Regions from separate parts of the Homo sapiens genome. Here region 1 is linked to region 2. Evidence: chromatin loops called from intact Hi-C (ENCODE). Cell type or tissue: Calu3. All regions are shown on one strand. Links, peaks and the distances in the headings refer to the core of each region. The heading gives the core; the rest is flanking DNA. Region 1 has its middle 62 kb from the start of LINC02998. Region 2 overlaps LINC02998 (long intergenic non-protein coding RNA 2998).

The links. A loop is a pair of places that touch in the nucleus more often than their neighbours do. Peaks named below come from ENCODE experiments on the same cell type or tissue, not always from the same donor. Only the 100,000 strongest peaks of a DNase experiment are listed, where the experiment ranks them.
Region 1: it touches region 2 in a loop (2.8-fold over the local background); 2 of 110 quality-filtered maps call a loop at or near these places.

The regions. Positions count from the first base shown.
Region 1 is chr5:54,800,184-54,813,070 of GRCh38, forward strand. It overlaps the pseudogene CSPG4BP. Among named protein-coding and RNA genes, the nearest start is that of LINC02998, 62 kb to the left of the region's middle. In Calu3, for the core only: no CTCF peak of the experiment used is centred there; no DNase peak of the experiment used is centred there.
Region 2 is chr5:54,695,790-54,708,676 of GRCh38, forward strand. All of the region lies in intron 1 of LINC02998 (long intergenic non-protein coding RNA 2998), which reads right to left. It overlaps LOC105378969 (a long non-coding RNA gene), which reads left to right. Exons shown (of 3, transcript XR_948330.3): 2 at 10,259-10,418. Among named protein-coding and RNA genes, the nearest start is that of LINC02998, 42 kb to the right of the region's middle. In Calu3, for the core only: no CTCF peak of the experiment used is centred there; a DNase peak (open chromatin) is centred at 5,602.

The DNA of each region.
Region 1 (12,887 bases), core at 4,470-9,469, 110 kb after region 2:
GGGGTAAAAAGGTTATTGTTTCTGGGACCCAACATGATCAGCAGAGAAAGTGCACTGAAGAGTAAGGAGATGTTCGGCTAGAAGATGGTTCAGTGAATGCCTGTCCCCTCAACATGATTCCAAAAGAGAGCCTTGGGCCAGAGTCTCCTCATGGGCACAAGGGTCCCTGGCTGCCAACTGTGGGCAGAAAGCAGTGTCTCCACAGACCTGAGCTGCCGCAGGCAAGGGGCCTAGCAGAAAGTAGGTCCTGGAGACAAGTGACCCAGGCGTAACTGTGTGCCTAAGGGTCATGGAAGAGTCAATAGGCAATGGATCCCCAGCCCCAGAGTCTGTAATCGTAGGGGTCACAATCAGGGAGAATGTAAACTATTGTCTTCGCATGGGTTTCCTCAAAAGCAAAGACTCATCTGTGAGTGGGAGCAGGAGTGAGGAACAGGGATGATAAACAGGGAAGGAAAAGAGTCCACACACCAATGTATTGTGCTCAATCTTCAGGATGTTCTGAGAAGTCTCAGAGAATGAATTTCAGAACCGTTCACTTGGGAGATGAAACGAGGAAGCATTTATCCATAGGCTTCAGTTTTCCACTGGACCAGAGCCATACTTCTGGGTGGTGCAAGCACAAGTTCCCACCGTCATGCAGTGGAAAGAGAGGAGCCTTCAGGTGGGTAGTGCAGGGCACAGTGCACACTCATGGCTGCAAACATGCTTGGAACTTGTAGCCACAGCTAAGGCTGGAGCCAGATGCAAAGTTGAGAGAATTCTAAACTGTGCTGAAGAGGTGTCTGATGCAGCTATCAATTAAATTCTATGAGGACTCAGAAACATCTGCATAATTTGTGGGGCCCAGTGGAAAATGAAAATGTGGGGCCTCTTGTTAAGAAATTATTCTAATTTCAAGATGTGACACAGAGCATTCAACCAAACCCAAAGCCCTCTGAGAATGGGCCCTGTATGGCTGCACAGGTTGCATATCCATGGAACTGCTATTCTCTAGACCCTTAAGTAGCAAATTTGCCCCTCACTCTCACTCCCATTCCTCCCTTACCGCATATGTACACATGTACCAGGGACACCTGGCCACACCTTCTAAAGAGCACCAACATTGAGGAGCCTGAATTCCCCTCTGCCCTGGCTTCTGCCTCTGCTCTAATCAAAGCACCCATAAGCATGGCCTCCAGCGGTGAACTCCTGACCCTGATGATGTGTCCTGAGGTTTTCCCAGGCCAAAGTCAAATCTGGACAAAGAGAATTTTTCATAAAAATCTGTTCTTCCCACCATGAAGTTCTTTGTTCTAAGATTCTGCCCTTACTTTAAAAAATGGAATTACGGTGATAGTTGGATACTTTAAATTTTGCTAGGGATATTAATTTTTTTAAGTGACAGTCCTTTGTTAATTCTGGAATTAAAAAATAAATTACCAATTGATGAAAGCCTGAGACCAACCGGGTTGGGAGGAGGGAAGAGCAGGTAAGGGTTTCCCATCCAGGACGGGGTTGTGCAGATGTGATCCCTGCTTGAACAGGAAGCGAATAGGGCAGGGTATTTTATCAGTGGTTCAGCCCCCTCTGCAAGGTAAAGAACTCTCAATCTCTCTCAGCTTGAGTCTGCCCCTTGTAAATGTTCCTGGTGTGCTCTTTCCTTCATCCATTTTCTTACCAAGTCCCCATCCAAGGACCAAGGAAACGGCCCTGCATGGCAGGTAGAGTTTGAGCATTTGGGAAGTTCCCTTCCTAAACACACCTCTTCTATCCTAAATCGTTCACCTGAAATTCTACTACCAGTAATATACCACTTTGGGTAGAATATGAGCCTCTGGTTTATTCAGAGACTTCATAGATTAGTTCTTTTATAGTGCATTAAAACCCTAGGTAAGAAAATTCTGCCTGATGCATTGAAAATACTGTATGATTATTATTATTCTATTAATATCAGGCGATTATATCACTAAATCCTAACAAAACCCAGAGAGGTAGGTACTAATATCACTATCCCCATATTTTTGACTGATGAAACTAAGTTCAGAGAAATTGAATAAGTCACACTTCTAGGAAATAGAGGGCTATGATCCAAAACAGACCCAGAGTCGATTATTTACCCATTCTGCCATGTCACCAGACCTGGGGCACACCAAGGGACAGGGAGTGCAAAGCTGGGCGGAGAAACATGGAGGGTGGGGGACACACTAGAGTGGGCCATTGTGTTCCAACTCTTGCTGCCCCTCTGGATGGGCAGCACTCACTTATGAGCACTCGAAGTGAAAACACAAAGCCCTGTCCTAAGCTCTGCGTGTCTTTGTCCTATTTCTCCCATATCCTCATCTGTCCTGGCACTTCTAGTGTGACTCTAGAAGGGCCTACTAGAAGAAGCAGACCAAAAAGATCCTTGAGGGATACCATCTTGCATCTTCAGACCAGGGGGAGGACCTAGCATTTCATATACATGAGGCGCCTTATAAATGTTTGTAGATCTCTATGAGAAGGCAGCCTCAACCCGGTCTCTATGAAACAGCCAATGGTGTTTTTGTGTATCATAAGCAAAAGATCCATCATTCAGCAGGCCAAACAGTGGGCTCCCAGCCCACTCTCATCCTCATGCCTCTTCTCGCGCAGGGCTAAACCTCATTATTAATTATGATGCCTCTGAATGATGCAGGAGTGGATAGCTCAGTCCCATCCAAAATTCAGGATCCATCACCTGATATGTACCATCACCTTCCATCTACCCTCCAAATGTGTCCACTTCAGCTCCAGAAATCTGAAGAACCAGAGAGTAAAGCCAGCTTCTGTGTCACCTTCACCTCACCTAATTAATGCAGGACTATAAGGAAATGTACCCAGATGTTTGAGAAGGGACCGCTAAAGGTTGGAATCTGCCAAGACCTCTTAATATGAAAAAATGTTTTCAGGAGGTGAAAAAAAAAAAAGAGAGACTCTCCACTCCCAGCTTAGCCCAGAGTATACCTTCTCTTAAGCAAAAACCTGCCAGTCTTCTGATACTAACCTCTGCTATACACTTATTTATTCACCAGTCATTTGTTAAGAAGCAGTGACTCTGTTATGACAAAGAGTCAAAACTATTCCGTTATGCCTCTGCATATGGGAGAAGCCATTTCAGGCAGATTTTTCAATTTCTAAAACTTCAATTTTCAATGTTAAATGAAGTTTTGCCAAAAATATTTCTTTCACAGTTTGAGCCAGCACCAAATGGTAAGCATTATTTCCTTTTAATTGAACCCATCTGTAAATCAGTAGAATATTCCAGAGCCTCTAGAAGAAAACTTTCCAAACTCTCTGTTAATTACTTGATTAATCACTGAGGTTTGACATCTGGATCTCACACTGATATTCTGGCTCCAGCAGGCACACTCACAAACAATAACATGAATTATTATTGTTAAATATCTGTGTGTATCTCCTTCCAATATGGACACCAATTTTATGTGTGCAGTTGCAAAATTAAGAGGAAAAAGAGGAGGGGAAGCCAGACTGTTTTGTTTCGCCAGGCTGGTAATCCTAGCTCCAGAGACATTGTGGCTGAAGCAAGGAAGAGGCCCACATACTCACTGAGCCAAGTATGTCTGGCTTTTCCACAAAGAGCAGGCATTCTCCCTGCCCAGCTGATGGGGAACAAAACCCACTTACTGGATTTAGAGATGCTCCTCGACCTCCCCTGCATGTGCAGATTCAGGCACACACTGCCATCCTACTCCTTCTAAGTGCCTGGATTAAAACAGGCCTAAGAACGATTCTTGAGTTGCATAATGACCAAGCCAAGCTTGGGTTAAGCCTCTCATTCCTCCTCCTTTTAAACAAAACACTTGAAAGGGACTATACGATTCAGAAGTACAGACACTGGATAAAAGCACTTTTGGAAGAAGAGTAGAGAAATGTTCTTCAGCAACAGTTGTCCATGGCATTAGATCCAAGTATTTAAGGCATGGGTAGTCATCTCTAGGCCCAAACATGCTACGATTTCATTTATTCTGTAGGTTGTGAATTGTGTTTTCCTAAAGAGCAGTTAAAATTGAGTTGGGAGGGAAGTGTGACTCAGACGAACAGAAAAGAGATGGGGTGAGAACAAAACCTTTTCCATATGAAACATATTAGAGGCATCAGACTTCTGGGGACACTTTGACCTCATCTTTACCTTTGTGAATTTTCTGTCTCATTTTTACTCTCCCGATGTGTTCCACCTGTTAACACAAGGCAAAATATTTTCCTTAGATGAGTAATATGAAGAAATGAGCCTGCTGTCAAGTTTTGCTTGGTTTTTAATACATCCTCTTTTTTAAATGTCCATGTATACCACTAGCCAATCAGAGTTTCAAATATACCGTGGGATTTTCACTTTACCATGAAGTTTTTAGAATATACTTTTTGCCTAGACTTGGTAATAAGTTTATCCTTCATTGGTTATACAGGAAAACTCTTCATTGTGACTTAAACAGGGTTTCTCAATCTCTGCACTGTTGGCATTTTCAACCTGATAATTCTTTGTTGTGAGAGCTGTTCTGTGCCTTTTTGCATGTTTGGCAGCCTCCTTGGCTTCTACCCACTAGATGCAAGAAATATCCTTCCCCTATCAGCTTTGAAAACCACAAATGTCCCTAGCCTTTGCCAAATGTACTCTGGGTGGCATGTCTCCCCTCACACACACCCCCATCACGGCCTTCCCACCCCTATTGAGAAAAACTGGCCTCTGGCTTCAAGAAAAATCCTTAAAACATGAAAAGGAGATATAAGACACTGATTTGAAAGATCAAAATCTTTGGTTCCCAAGTATGTCACTATTTGAAGAGTATTTTAATAGAACCTATTCATTGTCTATCGAATTGCTATCCCCCCATCCTTCCCTAATTACATGGTAGGCTGATCCATTGATCTCTGAGTTGGTAGACTCCTCCCTCAGCCCTGGGAGAGACTGTCAGTTATGAGGACACCATTTTCCTTTGCCAGTGATTGGTCAAGGGATGGAAGTCATGTTGCCCATTTCTAGACAATGAGACATAAAACAAAAGTTTAGGGAGAAACTCCTCTTACAAGATTAAAAATGATGATGATAATAATAATAATAGAAGAGTCTCAGCCAGACATGGTGGCTCACCCCTGCAATCTCAGCAATTTGGGAGGCCGAGGTGTAGGATCACCTGAGGTCAAGAGTTTGAGACAAGTCTGGCCAACATGGTGAAATATCATCTCTACTAAAAATAAAAAAAAATTTAAAAAACTCTTTTAAAAAACCATTTTGCCATCCTCTATCTCTCTCTCCTCCACTATGATTCCTGCCTTCGAATGTAGTTGTATTGCTTGGAGCTTTAGCAAACATCTTACAATTGCAAGGAATTAAATAAAAGAATGAAATGTTAACAGCTTAAGGAAGGTAGAGCAGCAGGAACAGAAGAGCTCAGTCCTTGGTGCCATTCTTGAACTACTGAACCGGTCTTAGAATGCCCACCCCCAGCATGTTCATTACTTGAGATAATTCAACACATCTATTACCTACATCAATGATTGGCAAACTATGGTATGTGGGCCAAGTCCAATAACTAAGAATTACTTTTTTTTAAAAAAAGGTTGTTAAAAAGAAACAAAGCAAGAAGAATGTATGACAGAATATATATATGTCCTACAAAGCCTAAAATATTTACTATGTGACTCTTTACAGAAAAAGCTTGCCAGTCTCCAACCTGAACCACTAATAGAGGATGTCTTGCAGGTTTGCAGCCCAAAGCATTCCTAATACAAGTACTAATATCTTCATTTTAAAATTACAGAAACTGAAGCTTCACTTGGCCAATAGTAGGCTCAATTAGACAATGCAAATACAAATTTGTCATTATTACATTATTTATTTATTTTCTTTGTGAGACAGAATCTCGTATATCACAGCTCACTTCAGCCCAAACTTCCCAGGCTCAGGCGATCCACCCACCTCAGCCTCCAGAGCAGCTGGGGACTATAGGCACATGCCGCCATGCCTGGTTAATTTTTTTGTTTGTTTGTTTGCTTGCTTATTTTGTAGAGATAGAGTTTCACTATGTTGTCCAGGCTGGTCTCAAACTCCTGGGCTCAAGCGATCTGCCCGCCTTGGCCTCCCAAAGTGCTGAGATTACAGGCATGAGCCACTGGGCCTGGACCATTATTTTAATTCATTGTAAAGTTAAGCCAAATTGAGGCATCGTAAAAACATTCAACAAACTTTTCTGTCCCGTAGGGCTTCAAATAATATTTCTATTCTAGGCTTGATTTTTTTTTTTTAATTATACTTTAAGTTTTAGGGTACATGTGCACATTGTGCAGGTTAGTTACATATGTATACATGTGCCATGCTGGTGCGCTGCACCCACTAACTCATCATCTAGCATTAGGTATATCTCCCAATGCTATCCCTCCCCCCTCCCCCCTCCCCACCACAGTCCCCAGAGTGTGATATTCCCCTTCCTGTGTCCATGTGATCTCATTGTTCAATTCCCACCTATGAGTGAGAATATGCGGTGTTTGGTTTTTTGTTCTTGCGATAGTTTACTGAGAATGATGATTTCCAATTTCATCCATGTCCCTACAAACGACATGAACTCATCATTTTTTATGGCTGCACAGTATTCCATGGTGTATATGTGCCACATTTTCTTCATCCAGTCTATCATTGTTGGACATTTGGGTTGGTTCCAAGTCTTTGCTATTGTGAATAATGCCGCAATAAACATACGTGTGCATGTGTCTTTATAGCAGCATGATTTATAGTCATTTGGGTATATACCCAGTAATGGGATGGCTGGGTCAAATGGTATTTCTAGTTCTAGATCCCTGAGGAATCGCCACACTGACTTCCACAATGGTTGAACTAGTTTACAGTCCCACCAACAGTGTAAAAGTGTTCCTATTTCTCCACATCCTCTCCAGCACCTGTTGTTTCCTGACTTTTTAATGATTGCCATTCTAACTGGTGTGAGATGATATCTCATAGTGGTTTTGATTTGCATTTCTCTGATGGCCAGTGATGATGAGCATTTTGTCATGTGTTTTTTGGCTGCATAAATGTCTTCTTTTGAGAAGTGTCTGTTCATATCCTTCGCCCACTTTTTGATGGGGTTGTTTGTTTTTTTCTTGTAAATTTGTTTGAGTTCATTGTAGATTCTGGATATTAGCCCTTTGTCAGATGAGTAGGTTGCGAAAATTTTCTCCCATGTTGTAGGTTGCCTGTTCACTCTGATGATAGTTTCTTCTAGGCTTGATTTTATAAATCAAAATAGACAAAGCCTCCTGATGAAACACAATGTATTCAGTAGATAATTTCAAAAGGGGCCAGACTGTCCCAACACTACCTAGAGCACTGAGGCATTTCCTGCACTAGGAAATCAAACCTAGAGACTCCAATGAGGAAAAGACATTACAGAAAAACATTACGTAAACATACTCATTGATGTGATAAATTACCTCTTCTACATGCTGAAATAGTTCTTGTACTTCCTGCTGACTCACTCAGAGGGAATTCTCAGTGTAAAATATTCAAAGCTTTCCTCCTTTAACTCTATGCCCCAGGTTAATACTAGCATTCTCAGTGGGGCTAACATGTTCTGTACTACCTTAGTAAAGGGTTTAAATATTGACCAACTGATGTATACTGAGAAAGTCAGGTCCAGAAGATGACACACAGAGCCCATTGCAGAAAGCCCATGAGTGTTGTACAAGTCACAATCAACCACCCCGCAACATCTAACCATGGAGCTAGGATTGAACATTGAATCACTAGCAGGGCCTGACTTTTCTCAGTTGATCCAACCAGCATTTATTTGCTTTATATCCCAATGCCTATCCCAGTGCCTGACACATGGTAGGTGGTCAGTAAGAAATGCGAGCCCTCAATCTACACCCGGTACTGGTTGTGCTTCAGTGTTGGGTTGGTTTGTCGGCAGAGTTTGACCAGGTTCATCCATGTCTCCCAAGCAGCACATTTGTCCACTGGCTCGGCCACTGGAGAAGACATTTGTTCACACTGCAGGGCCCTGAAAAGACAGACTGGGGGGCTGCTGGAGCTTTGCAGAAGGGGTGTCACTGTGACAGTGGGAACTTTATGCTCCTTTGTGGCCTATGACTTGGGGTTGTGTGTTCCGGATTGGTCTGGGGCTTGATAAGGGGTTTTGCCTTTTCTACCTTCTGGCTCAACAACCAGACACACATGGCCACTGCAGCCACTTTCAGCACGAAGACCACGGCAGCCAAGGGTATGATGACCATCAGAGGGTAACTGCTCTCTCTGGGCTGTGTGGGTGCCCAAAAGCTGACTATTAGTGGTGGCTGGTGGCCAAATGACCTTGATGGCAGAAACTCTGCCATCCACACTGGGCTCTTCACCACTGTGCTGTCCCCAGGGATCTGCTTTCTGCCATCTGGTCTGGGTCAGTTTCCCTAAAGTTTCTGTCTGTGCCACAAGTCTTGAGGAAATCATAGGCTTTTCCTGAGAGAGAACTGGGGTTACAAGGTTGTCTCCAGTGACAAATAAAGGAACACCTGGTGTAAATGTTTGGAAAAGTGAGGGGTCAGGCGGCACTATGGTGAAGGGGAGATAACATATCACTGGCTGTACATGATCTGGCCTGAGCAAGAAAGTGAAGAAGTCATTCAGCATCCCCACGCCTGTGGGTGGAATACCAGCCACCCTTGGTCAATGCCCCTCTGAGTGAATACAGTAGCCTCTTCTATCACTGTGCTGTAGAACCCCTCTTCATCCCAGCCTTCTATGTACAGGGGGCTCTGTCACTTCAAATTTGGGATCACTGTCAGTCATATTAGCAAGCTCGATAGTATCGGGCGAAATTCATCCCAAATATTTCACATAGGTTCTTTTCTATTTTCCCTAAGTGTCGGCCAGTCTGAGAAATAAAGGGACACAGTACAAAAGAGAGAAATTTTAAAGCTGGGTATCCAGAGGAGACATCACATGTCAGCAGGTTCCATGATGCCCCCGAGCCATAAAACCAGCAAGTTTTTATTAGTGATTTTCAAAAGGGGAGGGAGTGTACAAATAGGGTGTGGGTCACAGAGATCACACGCTTCACAAGGTAATAAGATATCACAAGGTAAATGGAGGCAGGGCAAGATCACAGGACCACAGGACCAGGGCAATATTAAAATTGCTAATGAAGTTTCGGCCACGCATTGTCATTGATAACATCTTATCAGGAGACAGAGTTTGAGAGCAGACAACCGGTCTGACCAAAATTTACTAGGCAGGAATTTCCTCATCCTAATAAGCCTGGGAGCACTACGGGAGATGGGGGCTGATTTCATCCCTCAGCTACGACCATGAAAGACTACCATCCCCAAAGTGGCCATTTCAGAGGTCTCCCCTCAGGGATGCATTCTCTTTCTCAGGGATGTTCCTTGAGAAATTCAGTGATATTTCTCCCATTTGCTTTTGAAAGAAGAGAAATATGGCTCTGCTCCACCTGGCTCACTGGCAGTCAGAGTTTAAGGTTATCTCCCTTGTTCCCTGAACATTGCTGTTATCCTGTTCTTTTTTCAAGGTGCCCAGATTTCATGTTGTTCAAACACACATGCTCTACAAACAATCTGTGCAGTTAACGCAATCATCACTGGGTCCTGAGGTGACATACATCCTCCTCAGCTTAAGAAGATGATGGGATTAGGAGATTAAAGTAAAGACAGGCATAGGAAATTGCAAGGGTATTGATTGGGGAAGTGATAAGTGTCCATGAAATCTTCACAATTTATGTTCAGAGATTGCAGTAAAGACAGGTGTAAGAAATTATAAAAGTATTAATTTGGGGAACTAATAAATGTCCATGAAATCTTCACAATTTATGTTCTTCTGCCATGGCTTCAGCCGGTCCCTCTGTTCGGGGTCCCTGACTTCCTGCAACACGGTAGCATCTAGGTCCCTTCTTCTCAGCTGATGAGCCACTCTGTCGGCAATTTTCAGGTTTGGCATAACCCGCAGTAAAGGCTGCACTCTGATGTTCAGTGTTTGTCCTGTCAGGTTGCTTTCTGATGTAAACAGTGAGAACTGTAGCTGGTCCTGTGTGGCAGTGAGATTTGTCATGTGATAAAAGAGTCTTCCTGAATCCAAATCTTCCTGTCCAAAGTTGGTGACCACCTGGTTTTCAATCAGCAGGTGCCCATGTTGGAGGGGCCATGTTATCATGTAAGTGATTTGGGGGTTCCTCCCATTGGTCATGGCTGACAGGTGAGCATTGGTGATGGGGATGGTTGTCTGGCCTTGTGGGAGAAGTAGGTCAGTAAGGTTCACAATGCTGATGGAGATGGGAATGACATCCAGGTGGAAGAGTTTATAGAGGGTGTGGTGTGCACCATCTGTCACACTAAAGTAGAACATTCCAGAAGAAGGGCTTCCATCCTGTATGAACCACACCTGAGAGTTATCAATGTCAGCTTGTGTAAAATGGTGAACAGCTGTGTCCAGAAGGTAAGCCATTGCCAAAAAGCCATTATTAGGATTACGGATGATCATATATCTGATTTCATCTGGAGGACTGTCCAGATCTTCCATTTTCAGATGTTCAGGTCCCACAGCCAACCTACTGCCCTGCAGAACTTTCAACTGAAGCCCCTTTGTCTTTAATTCTGGTGCCTGGTCATTATAATAATATTACCTGGAGAGATGGTGATATTAAACATCTCTTCAAGAAAGTCAGCTTCTGGCTTGGGTGGACTTGCTCTTTTGGTTTGGCCAAACGACAAAGGTAAAATTATCAGCCAGTGATTCAGAGTCATCATGAATGTATGTAATTCCAAATTATTTCTTTACACGTCCTCTTTCTCCAGGTCTCTTCTATTTTATCTCATAAGCTTAAACAGTTGTACTGGGAGAAGGATGACAACTTAGCTTTAAAGTTGTATACTGGTAGAAACTGGGTTTACCTTTGGTAATATTTCTTTTTCCAACCATAATTGTTCTGTGGTGAGGAAGAGATGTCACTTGGAACCAAATTTCACAGGACGAGCACTGAGATTCAGGCAATTTAAATAAGAGGTTGGAGGCATCTAACTTAAATCGGCCAATTAGAACCTTGTCTCCCTCCTTGACAGAAGCTCCTGTTAAAACAGAAAGAACAAATTGGCATTTCATTAGAACTTTTAGATGACAACTGTAAAGCTCTTTTTCCCTCAAATTTGTCTTAGTGGATTACTTGTAACACTTTGGTTGCTCAAGTACTTGAATTAGCATTGCTACCCAAGGCATATTAAATAAATACATTTTAAATACACACATTCACACACAATTAAGCCAACATTTCAGGCAACTGAGCTTTAAAATCTTTTATATTCATTTATAAAATGTTAATTTCATAATTTATCTACTACCGGACTTTCTCTTGCCATGGAAACATGCAGCTTTCAATACCCCTTTCCTTTTAAGAACTTACCCTATTTGTCATTTTCATTTTCTATCCACAGTTTTCTGTCATGGGCACAGTGAAGTCCCCACTTGGAGGTGCAAATAAAATTCTTTAAAGCTAAGTTGTCATCCTTCTCCCAGTACAACTGTTTAAGCTTATGAGATAAAATAGAAGAGACCTGGAGAAAGAGGACGTGTAAAGAAATAATGTTTTATAACTGTTTAAGCTTTATTTCAAAGGTTGATATCATGGCATTGACAATTAACAAGGGAAAGATTTATTTCCAAACTCTCCCTACTTTAATAATTATAGATTAGGCACTGCTCATATCGTGGTGGCATTACCTGTATTTGCAAGCAGACAACTCTGCTGACCAGGCTCATTGATATCATATGAAATAGTAATACAGAATTCCTCGGGTCCCAGGGCTGCTGATGGGGAGGAGGCCGTGAATGTAAAGGAATCTTCCGCAGTCCAGCCAGTGTTCTCACAGTCTACGTGCTGGTATAGTATCAACCCTTCACTGACCTGACCAAACAGTAAGAGAAATTAGCTCCTGGTTTCAGGGGTGATACAAGGATTGACATATATCCTAACTGGAAGAGATACATGTCCTTTGAGAGTTCACTTTACTCATGCTCAAATTATTGCACATAGCCATCTAAATTCAGAAACATTAAAAATGTAGTAACTTATTTTTCCAACCTAGGGGATTCTATTATAAAAATGATCTATTCACCAGAAAAAGAAAAGCACATTGATTTTGAGACAACTAATGTCTAAGGTATTTGTATAATATTATAGAAAGTTTATAAGAAACTTGTACTTAACTTGCCAGAAGATTCAACAATAATCAACTCAGAATAAGTCTTGTTGCATATATACTCCTACCCACTTTTCTGCCCCATAGATTATTTTGAATCAAATCACAGACATCATATCATTTCATCTTGCTATGAAATGTCTGAATGTTGGTCCCCTCCAAAACTCATATTGAAACTTAGTCCCCATTGTGGCAGTATTGAGAGGTGGGGCCTTTAAGAGGTGATTGGGTCATGAAGGTTCTGCTCTCATGAATGAATTAACCCATTCATAGACTAATGGGTTAATGGGTTAGTGGGTTATCATGTAAGTGGGACTGGTGGCTTTATAAGAAGAGGAAGAAAGACCTGAGCTAGAACACTCAGCTCCCTCATGATGTGATGCCCTGCACTGCCTTGGAATTCTGCAGAGTCCCCACCAGCAAGAAGGCCATCACCAGATGTGGCCCCTCAACATTAAACCTCTCAGCCTCCATAACTGTAATAAATTCTTTTTCTTTATAAATTACCCATTTTCAGATACTTTGTTATAAGCAATAGAAAATGGACTAAGAGAGGGGAGGAGCAAAGACAGCCGAATAGGAAAAGCTCCAGTCTACAGCTCCCAGCGTGAGCGATGCAGAAGATGGGTGATTTCTGCATTTCCAACTGAGGTACCAAGATCATCTCACTGGGGAGTGTC
Region 2 (12,887 bases), core at 3,598-8,597:
ATTCATTTATTTACATACCCACCCTCACTTGAGAGCAGGGTCAATGACCTTCTACTCTGTGCCAGGCAGGGCCCAGCACTGATGAGACTGCAAATCTAAATGCATTGGAAGAGAAAGAGTGTTCCCATGTATTCTGGATCCTACTGTTTGGGACGTCATGCAGATTTTACCAAATAATATCTTACTTTCCATCATCTTTATTACTCAAAAGTTGTGTACTGAGTCCCTGGCCCTTGGAGATCTGGATCAAATTAACTCAATCCTGCTCTCCCAAATCCACCACTGGCAGGAGCCCATGAGTCCCACGAGTCCTCACTTTCTCATGAGGTCCTCCTCCTAAGCTTGTCTCAACTATGTGCTATACCATGAGGACCATACCACAGAACACCTGCCCCCTTTCTGAGTTCCACGGAAAAGAAAATATGAACAGAGGAGTCTTTATGGGTGATTCTGGAGCAGAAATGGAGTCTCATGACACAGCAAGGCCAGGAACTTCATGTGGAAGAGCAGCCTTACCATGCCTCTCGCACAGCCTCAGCCGCCCCCATGACTGCATGCTTCACCTGCCAGTACCCGCACCTGGTCCTCTCCTCTGTCCACTTGGCTCCATGCTCTGTCTTCCTCCTCCTTGCATTTCTTCTCTTCTTGTCTATCTTCTCCCTTTATCCTCAGAGCAAAATGTGAATTTCTCTCATATCCAGTGCAAGCCAGTTTCACATTATACTTTGAAGTTTTGTGGCCAAGAAACACTCAAGCCCTCGGGGTCCCAAAACATTTCTAAGCAACAGCCATTAAGATAATAAAACTTCGTTTCATCTCATTATGTAAGGATCCCATAAAGTTTATAAATATTGCCAGATAGAAAGTCTTCTCAACTCTGCTTTCTATCAAGGAAAGTGAATGTTTTTGTATTCTGGGACAAAATCAAAACAGAAGCTAATTTTCAACTCATCAGCCTGGTTCTTATGCATCATGTGAGTATCAGTGCCAACCCTGCCCAAGCTATAAACTCCTGAATCAGAATGTCCCTCAGACATTCTTCCAGGGCTGCAGAACTTCCTTTTTACCTTCACTCTCTCCTCTCGTTTTTCCTTCTCTCATGAAAGAAAAATCAATCACTGATGAAATAAGCAAATGGGCAAAGTGGCATGCCCCTCCAACTCTGTGAGTCCCCTCACCCTCAAGCCCCTCCTTTTCTTGCCCTCCAGGCAGAAGTGTGGAGCTGCTGCTGCCAGCAGGCCTAGGCCAGAGGAGCACAAAAGGGCAGGGTTCTCAGCTTTAGAGCTGGGAAAGGACGGCCCAATAAGCGTTGGTGTGGGGAGAGGAAGAAGTATCTACTAACTACAAGACCCACTGACAACTGCTTGGCTCACAGCCTCTGAGGCCTGAATTTGAGGAAACAATTTTGCTTCGGATCTGCCAAGAAAGTGCATTAAGCACTTAGATCATTTACAATCCTAGTAGACTTTCCCCCTCGCATTAATTTCAGGGAATCCATATGCATATGTCTTTCTTTGACTGGCAGCCTGGGCAAGTCTCTTTCTCCAGGGCTCTGGGTTCCAAGTAACCAATTTATAGGGAAACTTTACAGAATCCTATTTAGTTTTAATGCTGGGATGCTTGGATGACACCACTGGTTGTCTTCTTTCAAAGGCTTTAACTTCCTTGTTCCCTCTTTTCCTTTAACCCCGTGGCTCCCCAAGCCAATAAAAACATCTAAAGGTAAATAAATCCATCAAGGTAGCTCATAACTGAAAACACTTATGTTATACTGGAACCAGTAAAATAGGCCATGTTCGGTTAAACTTCCCCAACTGCTCTTCTACCTCCACTCCCAAAACCAAAAAATAGCATGCTCTGTTTTTAAGAGTGTCTATTTTTCTTGTTAAAAATAGATGTTTCTACATTTAGTATTTGTTAAAATAAAAAAATCAAAAAGCTTACTTGCAAACCAGCAAAGAACCTAATGCGAAGAAATTGCATTTAGATTGATCTGGAGGGGACAAATACAAATGGGCTCTGCATTAAAATGGTTCCCACAGCTGAGGTTTCTGCTTGATTACGTTAAACTCAAAATGATACCAATGTGAGTGTCCTCAAATATAGGCTAATTTAATCAGAGTCTATTTTCAGTGGTTTGGGGAATGGGGCATTGCTGTGGTGAAGGAATAAAACTTTGTCTCTACCGACACTCATAGTAAGTGACCCTTAGTCACTTAGTGATTTTAACTAAAGCAACTTGGTCATACAGTGGCCTTCTCTAGGGGCACCGCATCTGAAACTCTCCATGGGATAGCCAGCAGCTTGTCCCCCACGTCCCTATTTTAGTGCTATTCCTACAATTTCCACCTTGTTGTAGATACTGCTGGCACTACAGTGGCCCACTATCATTAAGATAAATGGCCTGGGCTCTTAAAGTTAAAATGCAAATACTTTGAATCAATTGAGTGTTTTCAGCTGTGAAGAGGGATGGGCACTAGCTTCCCCCTCCTAAGAATCTAGACTTTGTTGGTTTCTCTGAAGTCATTGTCAAATATGGGAAGAGCTGGGATGAGTTTGGTAGGGCATATATCAAATATCAGGAGTCCTGCCACTCCTTGCAGCGTGATTTCTAGGAAATGTCCTGAAAGCTTGTCCAGATTGTCAGAAAGAACAAAGACTTCCTGTCCCTTAGATGAGGTTCTTAAAATTAGAGAATGTCTGAAGAAGAAATATCTGGACCCCAGTAAGGTACAGAAGCTCAACTCAGTGAAGATCCGAGTGTCACAGGCTGGGTCTCCTGAATAACAGACTTGAACACAGGAGGTTTACGCAGGAGTGCTTTGCAGATTGAACATGTGTAAGAGAAGAGAAGAAAGTAGGACTGGGCACAGTTGAACTGTGATGATGGATATCTCAATGGAAGACACAGTCAACCCTGCAGGGAGTTCTGAAGGTGAAATCACCTTCAGTGGTGCCCCCCATGGAGAAGAGGAGAGAAAGGGGATATTATGTCCCCATGTTGATTAGTCCCTGGATATGAGCCACCCAGGAAGGAAGTGAGTCCTTAAGCTAGGTGGCTCAGGGTCATCTCATCAGTTTGGAAGTGCCTCAAATCCTAAAGGGTGATCTAGGCTGACCATAACCACATCCATCATAATCCACACATTGCACTACTTGGACCCAGTGCTTCAAACAGGTTCTGGGAGCAATGCCTCCAGGATTTTAGTGGGCCTCTCTTCCAGAGGGAAATTTAGGAGAATAAGGTTAGTGGGATGAACTACAGCTGCCGATGATCTCAAGGCCAAAACAAACACTCATCAGGTCCCTCCTTTTCTCTCCATTCTGGATTTCTCTAACATTTCTGTGGACTCACTGGCTTATGTGGTCCTGTGAGTCAGACTTGGAAGGGTCTGAGCCCCTGATCACCATGCCTTTCACAGGCCAGGTTGCTGCATTTGACCATTCACTGTCACAATTAAGGAAAGGAATACCAGGAGGCACCCAGGGGAATCAACTGGTTGCTAACTATATTCCTCTGTGCCCTTATTGCCTAACATCAGGAGTCAATTACTTCTGCCAAGATGGTGATTCTTCTCCATACCTACCTGTCCCTTGCCATGAGGAGCTAAAGTGCCCAAGCAACAACCACAGCTTATCATCCAATAAGACTCAACAGAAGTGTCGGGCGACTCACAGGGAGTTTGAGGATGGGATAACTTATGCAGCTGTGGTGACCAGGAATTGGCCAGGACTTCATAACCAGTATTGATCAGTTGTTGGATACTGGTCACCCCAGGAAATGTATGTGACTTTGGCCATGGAGCTCTCCATGGCAATCACTGGCCTCACTTTTTCTGTTGAAATGTATTTGGAAGTGTTTAAAGGCATTTTGTTTGTTTGTTTTTACAAAAGTTGGGTGGTGCTGTTGGACTTTTTGTAGTTTCTTATTCCTTGGAAACATGTTTATTTCTTTAAACATAATAAACATTTTGTAGTCTGTATCTTATAATTTTAACATTTTAGGTCTTTATGGTCTGGTTCTATTGTCTATTTTTTTCTGCTAGTTCTCATTTATGTTGTCATGTTTATGCAACAAGTCATATTTGACTGTAGACTGGTTGTTGTATTTGAAAAATAATTTGAGAGTGATTAAACTCTGAGATGACAGAATTTTTCTCTGGAGACCATTCTTATTTGCTCCCGGAGCTTTACCAGTAAGGGATCTGCTTAGTCTAAGTTCAAGGCTTGAGGCTCCTTGGACCATCCAGTTGATGCAAACCTGGGCTGCAAATCCAAGCAAAAGTTGTTTTCCTTTAGGCTTTCTATTTCCCTGAGGGCATAAACCTTGGATCTCAGTTTAATATCTATGGAGAGAATGGGCTCCCCACTATGGGTGGGCCTAGGTTTTCACTTTTTTCCTACTTGCTTTGTGAGGCCACCGAGACAGCACCTCAGTTTTGCATGTTTCTTCAGGTTTGGAAAATGCTATTGAGGTCAAAGCAGCTTTGTGTGCTCAACTTACTTTCCCGGGATTTTGTCTTCTGTACTGTTGTAGATTAAATCTTCACTATCTTATTAACTCTTGGATTTTTTAAGAGAAATAATGTAAGAAAATTATTTCACCCAGCTTTTTAATAACTGTCCTTATTGGGAAGGAAGAAACCTCTAGTGTTTCTTGCTTGTAGTCAAACCCTGTGGTATTTTCTATGAGAATTCAAGGTGGGTGGGGGAGGCATTTTATTAAATACCTTAAATTTGCAAGCTTCTTTTGCTCATTGAAGTTGAGGTCAAGTAAGTCATATATTAGCTGTGCATTTTTCTAAGAATTTAGAATAAATAAAATTTAAAACCCACACTAAGCATGGATCTGATTTTCTACTTAGAATGTAACAACATAAACATAAGATTTTAATCAAATTATCAAAATTTCTCTAAATCCAATAGGATATGATACCTAAACTTTTAAAATAAAGCTGTAGAAATATCTATATCGTCAACGGTATTTTTAAGTTCTTCATGGCTTACCAGTTTTGATACCTTATTTGAGGAAAAGAAAGTCCGCTATTTTTTCAATATAGTAGAGACATCATTTGCAGTGACAGGAAGAAAATTCAGGCCCTCCTTGTAATTAGAGAGCCGGCACATAGTAATTACATGAGAAAATCCTCTCAGACATAACAATGTAATTGTAACCATCCAGTGTAGGATAATTTTCCTTACCTAAAAAGTGCCAAACACAATTAATGTTGACTAACTTCCAAAAGAATAATGAACTTTCATCTCTCAGATTCAAAATTACTCCAGCCTAGAGAGACGAGTTCTTTATTTCGGGAACTAGTCACCCGCAAATGGACCCTCATGACATAAATGAAACCCAAAACTCTTTTAAGTGCCAGATTTATTTCCGTGAGATCAATTTAAACCAAAAAGATTTCATTCTCTCAGAAAAATTATTCCTGCTTCCTTGCAATGCTGTGGTTTATAATAGAGTTATTATTAGCTTTGACCACAATTATGCCACTCTGACAGCTCCCACCTGCCTGGACCAAGAGTGACTTCTTATCCCTGGAATGCTGGTTACTCTTGTTCTTCATGCTACTGGGCTGGCACTCAGCATTGCACAATGATGCTTAGCCTTTTATGGGCATAGCTATTTCCTCAAGGAGACTGAACTCTTGGAGGACAAGGACCCTGCCTTGGTATGTCTTATTATAGATCCCGGAAGTGCCCAGTACTGGCCCCTTTTATAGAAGATGCTCAGTATTTGTTTGTGATGGTAATGATGATTCATGTTTGACTTGGGTGACAAATTAATTTTATTCATTCTGTTTCCTCAACCCCTAGCACATTGCCTGGCCCAGAGTAAGTACTCAAGAAAAGCCTACTGAATGAATGAACAAATGAATTAATGAATCATTCGAATTTTAAAAACTAGTTAGAAACACACACATACAGAATGGAGAACATTGTGAGCAGATTATTTCTTAGCCTTTGTTTTTAAAAATACAAAAATAATCTCACTTTCTTTTCTTTTCTTTTAGTTGACCACAAGAAGATAGGCTGTGACTTAATTGTTTTAGCCAAGTGCTGTTAAATCTCACGCTCCTTTTTCTTGACTCAGGAATACAGAATATAAATATAGAGTGCCCTCCTATCTCCCCAGTGTCATTGCCTTGCTCTGTGAACAAACCCAGAGGTCCAACGTTTGTGGAAGGCCGTCTTCTACTCACTTCAGAAGACGAATATGACAATGTGACCCATTCCCTGAGATGGTGAGTGCATAGGACATTGGAAAGCTGTCTTTGACCATAACAAGAGGAAGATGTCAAAATGATGTAAAGAAACAGGTTTGAACTTCAGCTAAAAGTTAAATGACCAGCACTGAATTCACATTGAATCCCTCCTTTGCTAAAGTATTACTTACCTGATTAGACATATTATCCACTAAGAGTCCTTCCAGCTCAAAGATTCAATGCAGTATAGTAGGAAATAATAGATTTTAAAATTTGAAGACCTGAGTGTCAAATTCTAGTTTCACCTTTTACAAGTTGTGTGACTTTGAGTAAGTCACATAATCTGTCTGACCCTTCAATTACTCCTGTGTGGACTGGGATGTACCATTCCTGCACGATTTCTCACAGGATAACCCGAGTCTCATTGAGGACATGCATATGAAAATGCCAACCACTAGTCAGATGTTAGACATTAATTGATAGTTAAGGAAACAGGGGCCCTGAGAAGATAAATATCTTCCCAAGAGACTCTAGAGATCCTCTGGCTGAGCACTTCCTGAAGCATTTCCTTGCCAACAGTGTTAGTTCCACAGAACACTCATTTCACAAGTGGCAATAGCCATGACATAACATAATCATTTTAAACAAGTATGGGAAATTCTGTGCTGAACAAAAATAAGCACATTCGTTAACTGCAGGACTTATCAGAGCCATTAACATGGTCATGTCCTTTGTGACTCTCTAAGCATTTCCTCCTCTTAATAGACAAGCTGTCACAAGATTAGGATTCCATGGAGCACAACATGGGAAATGCTGACCTAGTTTATTGCCTAGGTCTGATTTCACAGTCCTCTAATTCAGTGCTACTGCAAGTACCCAAATACCAGGTTGGTAAATATTTGTTCCTCATCTGTGATGAGAAAAAAAGCTTATGAAATTGTAAATCAACAAGTCATCAAAAAGTCTTGCTACCGAGAAAAAAAAAAAAGAAAAAAAGCCTGTCAGTGGAACGTAGTGAACTTATTCTGGTGCAAGCTCCACCAGTGTGCATACCAGCAGTGGTCCCCAGACTATGCTTTGAGTAACATTTCTCTAATTAATTGGATAAAGATGCAGCTTTAGTGAAAAAGCAGAATCTAAAGAAAAGAAACCTTTTTCATACCTTGTGCTTGGCAGCACATGTGAAGTCTGGAAGTTGTCTGATTCAGAAAGCTCCAGGCTCCCAGCAGTCAAAGGGTTGGCCATCAGGCAGATTGGATTGCTGGTTGGCAGCGTCCACCCGAGCCTTCCTAACTTCAGTTGCTAGTGCACTAACTGGACACAACCCTTAGTCATCACACTGGAGAGATGATCATCCCAACAGGATACAAAGCCAAGCCCTGCAAGGCTCCTTTCCAGACAAAAGCTGATCTAACTGAGCTGTACAAAGGGCAGGCAAATTAACTTCCTGTTAGCTCTGTAAAAATACTGGGGAAACTCTCCCTAAACAATAATCCCCAAGTGAGGGTTTCCATGAGAAAAAAGTGATGCAGTCAAATGAGGGAAACTGAAGAGTTTCAAAAAGGGCTAATTTGCAAAGATGTACTGGGTTAAAAGGAATAGTGATTGTTAAGCATGGAGTGCTATTACCACCCTTAGAGGGAAGGTCATTGGACCTGGAAGCTATGAAAGAGAGCTGCCTGCTTGACGGGCGCTTGGCCTTAGATCGTGGAACATGGACTCTGAGACTCACAGCCCTGCAGGGAGGGCAGGCAATGCCCCAACCTCACTTTTCCCTCTCCATGCAGTCTTTGCCCGTGCATCTCATTGGCTCTCTAACCAGAAGCCAGGGGACAAAGGAGCTTGTCGCTATGGTCCGTAAATGCCTATCGGCACAGCAGGGTGGACAGAGGATCTGGAAAGGTAAATGAAAATCATTCATCACAGCTCACCCCGTGTGCTCCTCTGTGGCTCTCGGCTTTGTGAGCAGCACATGAAGGGTGCTGGCCAGTGTGGAGAAGTGGAGAGCAGATCTGGAAGGACAACTGAAATCCATCTAGCACAGTGTCATTCTCTTCTGAGCTCAGAAAACAAATTGAGTTACAGTCGTGAAGGCTTTTGGTTTCTGTTGGCCTCTCTTGTCAAGACTTTTGCCAATCCAGTCATTTTTCTCCCTTTCAATGCTTTCATGGTGCCAGGGTATCAACATGCCTTTGTGCTGATCACAGTTTTTTCAGAATCCAATTCTCAAGACAAAATTAGGGTGGGTATGTTTACACACTAAAAACTCTGCTAATAAACACTAATATTTCAAGTATCCATCTTACTTATTTAATTTTTCTCTCATTTTTAGAGATAGGGTTGATTTGATGTTATTTTCATGTACTCAGACTCCTGATTAAACACATTTTCATGGTATAAATCTATTACTCTCTACCTAGCTACTTCTTAAAGCCTTTTTGCCTTTAGGGTTCTGATGACGTTATTACTGTTACAGACACATGGATATTAAGTGTTTACATTAAGCATCTGTCTGTAGGAGTGAGGCTGTGGATTCAGGCTGTGCAAGCTGTGAAATGCCTGGATGTGAGTGGAGGAAATGGCTAAGTAATTGCACTTTGTGCATACCCATTACAGCACTTAGAGTGGGCATAATGCTTGGTTGGGTGTCTGACCAGAAGCCCAGGAGAGAAGAAACTCCTTGGAAATAAATACTCTGTATTATCTTTCTCTGTATTACTTCCATTCTCTCCAATGATTACCAAATAGATTTATATTGACTAACTAACACAGTGACAGAAAGCCTACATCCAAATGAATAGTTCTGTTTTAACAGGATCACTTTTGGAGGCAATGTAATGGTTTCAACAATTGCTGGAAGATCTTTGTCTGCATCAACTTCTACTGGGCAGTCTCAGCCTTGGTAGTAGGAAATATTTGTTTTGTGAGCAGACTTTTTTTTTTTTTTTTTTTGAGACAGGGTCTCTCTATGTTCTGCAGGCTGGAGTACAGTGGCTATTCATAGGCACTATCACAGCACACTGCAGCCTCAAACTCCTGGGCTTGAGCAATCCTCCCAACTCAGCTCCTGACTACAGGCACTTGAGACTACAGGCGCATGCCACCCGGCTTATTTTTACATTTATTTTGTTATTTTACTTTATGGCTACCAAGTCTGGCAGTTATGCAACTGACAATAGTTTGAGTTAAAAAAAAAATTGGAATGATAGCACGGTTGGATCGGTGTTGCTGTGTGGCTGGGATACCATTTCAGGCTCAGTTGCACAAGTCAGACTCTATTCTAGCTAGTTCGAGCAAGAAATTATTTATTACAGGGTGTAAAATGGAGGCTTGAGAATAAATTTCAGGTTGTACTTCCAATAGTGACTCCCAAAACTCTACCCCAAGACTAGGCCTCCAAGAAGTTGTCTACCTTTCTTAAGATCGGGAAAATGCTGGCTCCCAAACCATATCATCATTGTCATCACTGCAGCCATTGAGGAGCCTCCCTGGTCAGGAGATGTCCCTACTGCTGCCAAGTGCCAGGAGTATGCCACATTTGGTATAATCAACATCAGTAAAACAGATGCTCCATGACTTGCCTTTCAACATCAAAAAAACTTTTTTGCCTATTTACAGGCAAAAAAGCCAAATACTTCATGTTTAATTACAGGTTCACAATCCCTTGTTTGATACCCTTGGGGGCCACATGTGTTTTGGAATTCAGAGCCGCAAAATTTTCTAGAGGAAAATGAGTACTCACCCAAAGTGGGAGAAGAAAAGGAAGACTATGAATGAATTCACAGCAAGGTCAAGTTTTGATGTCAAATGAATTTGTGCAAATTTATAAAAGTAAATCAGTGCTTAGAGTTTTGGGATTTTTGAAGTGTGGAGAAGGGATTTGGGACTTGCAGTTCACCGGGGGCTCTAAGTGAATTGCCTATTAGGGAGGTGATATAACAAAATTAAATATCCCCATGTAGACTCCATCCCCTTGTGGAGTTCACACTCATTCTATTCCCAATATTTCCTAAAGTGTCACCTCCTGTTTTCTCCTCTTCCAGTTTTACAACTTGAGGGAAAAAAGTGTGACTCTGAGATGTACCAGCTGTTAGGCCAGAGACAACCCTCAGATCACCTGGGACTTGCTCCTTGTTGCCTCCTCTTTGATCTTTGCATCAGAGGGCCCTGCCAGTCTCTGTCCTCACAGTACCCAGTCTCTTGGTAAGTGCTACTCTTCACACCTTCACACCAGCTCTAAGAAATAGATAGAAAGCTGACAATATTCGGCAGCTGTTCTCCTCCATGAACAATTGAGATAACTTAAAAATGTTCTGCAGCAATGTAGATCTTCTACTTTTTGCCCCATCCTTACTAAAAATGAAACACTTCTTGACTCCAAAAGATTGGTAAGTATTTGCTGAACAGAAGAGTAGTAGATTCATTTCCCTAAAACTCTGCTGTGGTCATGTCATATTTCTGCTCTACTTTCCAAAGTTCTTGCAGACTTTCAAACTTGCAAAACTTTCACAAGCCCTCCATGCACACTGAACAAAATCTTTCAGGACCTTTATGCTCTTCCTTCTGGCCTCTTCTCTAGTGTCCTGGAGATGTGCAATGTGGTTGCCCTGACTCTGCTAATCCTCTGTCCTTTCTTCCCTCTTTCCCTCGTTTCCTTTCTTCCACAGCTATTTAGTAAGCATCTTGTATGTGTCAGGCAGTGGATGTACAGTGGTAAATAGAACAGATACAGTCCCTGCTTTCATGGAGCTTTCGTTGATCCCCTACCCATCTCCTCTCACCACTTCAATATGTCTGTCCAACTTACAGTGCTTGCATTTTTTTTTGCCTGGGGTTTTTCTCTGGGCCACAGAGCTTACTTTGTCACACATATGGCAGGCTGCTTAAAGTGTTAGAGAATTAACACCCCCCTCAGCATCCTTCAGTCAGTAGCTGGAATACATAATTACCCCAGGCCCCTCACCCACTTGGGGAGGTATAGCCAGGAGGAGCAGGTTGTGTGCACTGAATCCCTGAATTCCGCAGCTGGACTGAGCTCTAGCTATAGTGGCAACTCTCTTAATAAAGAACCCTTTATCAGTTCTCTTTCCTTCTCTGTCTCTTTTCCCCATTCCTTTACTAAAGTTTCCTGGAATCAACTGCAAAATAAATTACTTGCACTTGAGTTTTATCTGGTCTGGCTTGGGGGGAGCCCAAAATTATTTTTCCGATAGCTTTACACTGTGTTATGTTTACATAAGAGGCAGCACAGGATGGTAGGAACACACAGATTTTGCATAGGTAGACCAGGGTTTGAATCTTGGTCCTGCCACAGACTAATATGTGATTCTGGGTAGATTTACAGAAGGGGAAGCTTGGTCTTTAGCACCGTATGAGGCTGATATTGATAATGACACATAGTTGGCATTCCAACTGAATTTTGTCTTTCCAAATATCTGTGTCTTGACTCAAGCTATTCTTATTGGCTGAAATCTCCCACCATTTTTGCCTATGGGAAATTTGCATTTGCCTCTAAGAGTCTGCCTCAGCCATGATGTCTTCTGTAATTAATGCAGCAAGGAGTGAGATCTTTTGTTCCTCAACTCTTATAGTATTGGTTATTAGGAGCATTTTCATAGCGCTGATCAAAAGCTAATCTGCTTTATAATGGTTTGTCTCCATCTTCCCTCCCCTGCTAATTGTAAAATTGACAGGGAACAGGAGCCGCATCTGGGTCTAGGACACAGCATTTTGTTTGCTGAGAGTCTGGTAGAACTTCCCACAGCCCACGGGTTGATGGAACTGTGATAACCAGCTCACAAGCTGGGGGAAAAACCAAGATCCCATGGCACCAAGTATTACACCCATGTAATTTTGTTACATTACTAATTATAAAGACACTGACATTTAAGAGTTAATAAAAAATGAACTGACCTTTTCTCTCCCAGGACCTTGGGACCCAAGGCAATGGGGAGTCAATCTCAGGGCAATTTCTGCCAATGAATTGTTCCCTGTAGTCAGACAAAGCCTTTCTTGTGTTCTTCCCCTCATTTCTCCTCGTGGGACCCTCCTGGAAGGTGACTGTCTTGAATGCTTTATTCATGGCCATGGTACCTTTTTGAGGAGGTTTCGTAGAGGAACAAGAGCTACTCTGGGTGCTGCTGCTGCTGCCCTGAGGCTGTTGGAGAAGCTTCCATAGGACCCACATGGCTCCCAGCAGCTGACAATTCATTTTAAGCCACCTGCCCTCCTGTCATCGTGGCAGAAAGGGGACAAAACACAACGTAAAATCACACAGTGTCTTCTTTTTATTTTTGTGTTACTAAAGTTAGTATTTATTTTATGAAAGTTGTAGCTGCACATAGTATTAGTTATATAGTCCACAGACTAATTACCAAAACCAAGAGCAATCCTCTATGCCCAGACCATTACAGCTCCCAGAGGCAACCACACGCAGCAATTTTAACTCTTATTTTTGATACTTACCTTCATATTTCTGAGTAACATGCTTATATTGCTAGTTCATTCTCCATAATGGCTAAAACTAAATAATCAAGATTTAACTTTTTTTATGGCATCAACCCCCTCCTACAAGCCCACTTCTCATCCCCTTATTGTCTCGATACAGTATATTTATATGATAATGTAGAATGTATCAATAATCAGTGTTTACATAATTAGGACTATGTAAAC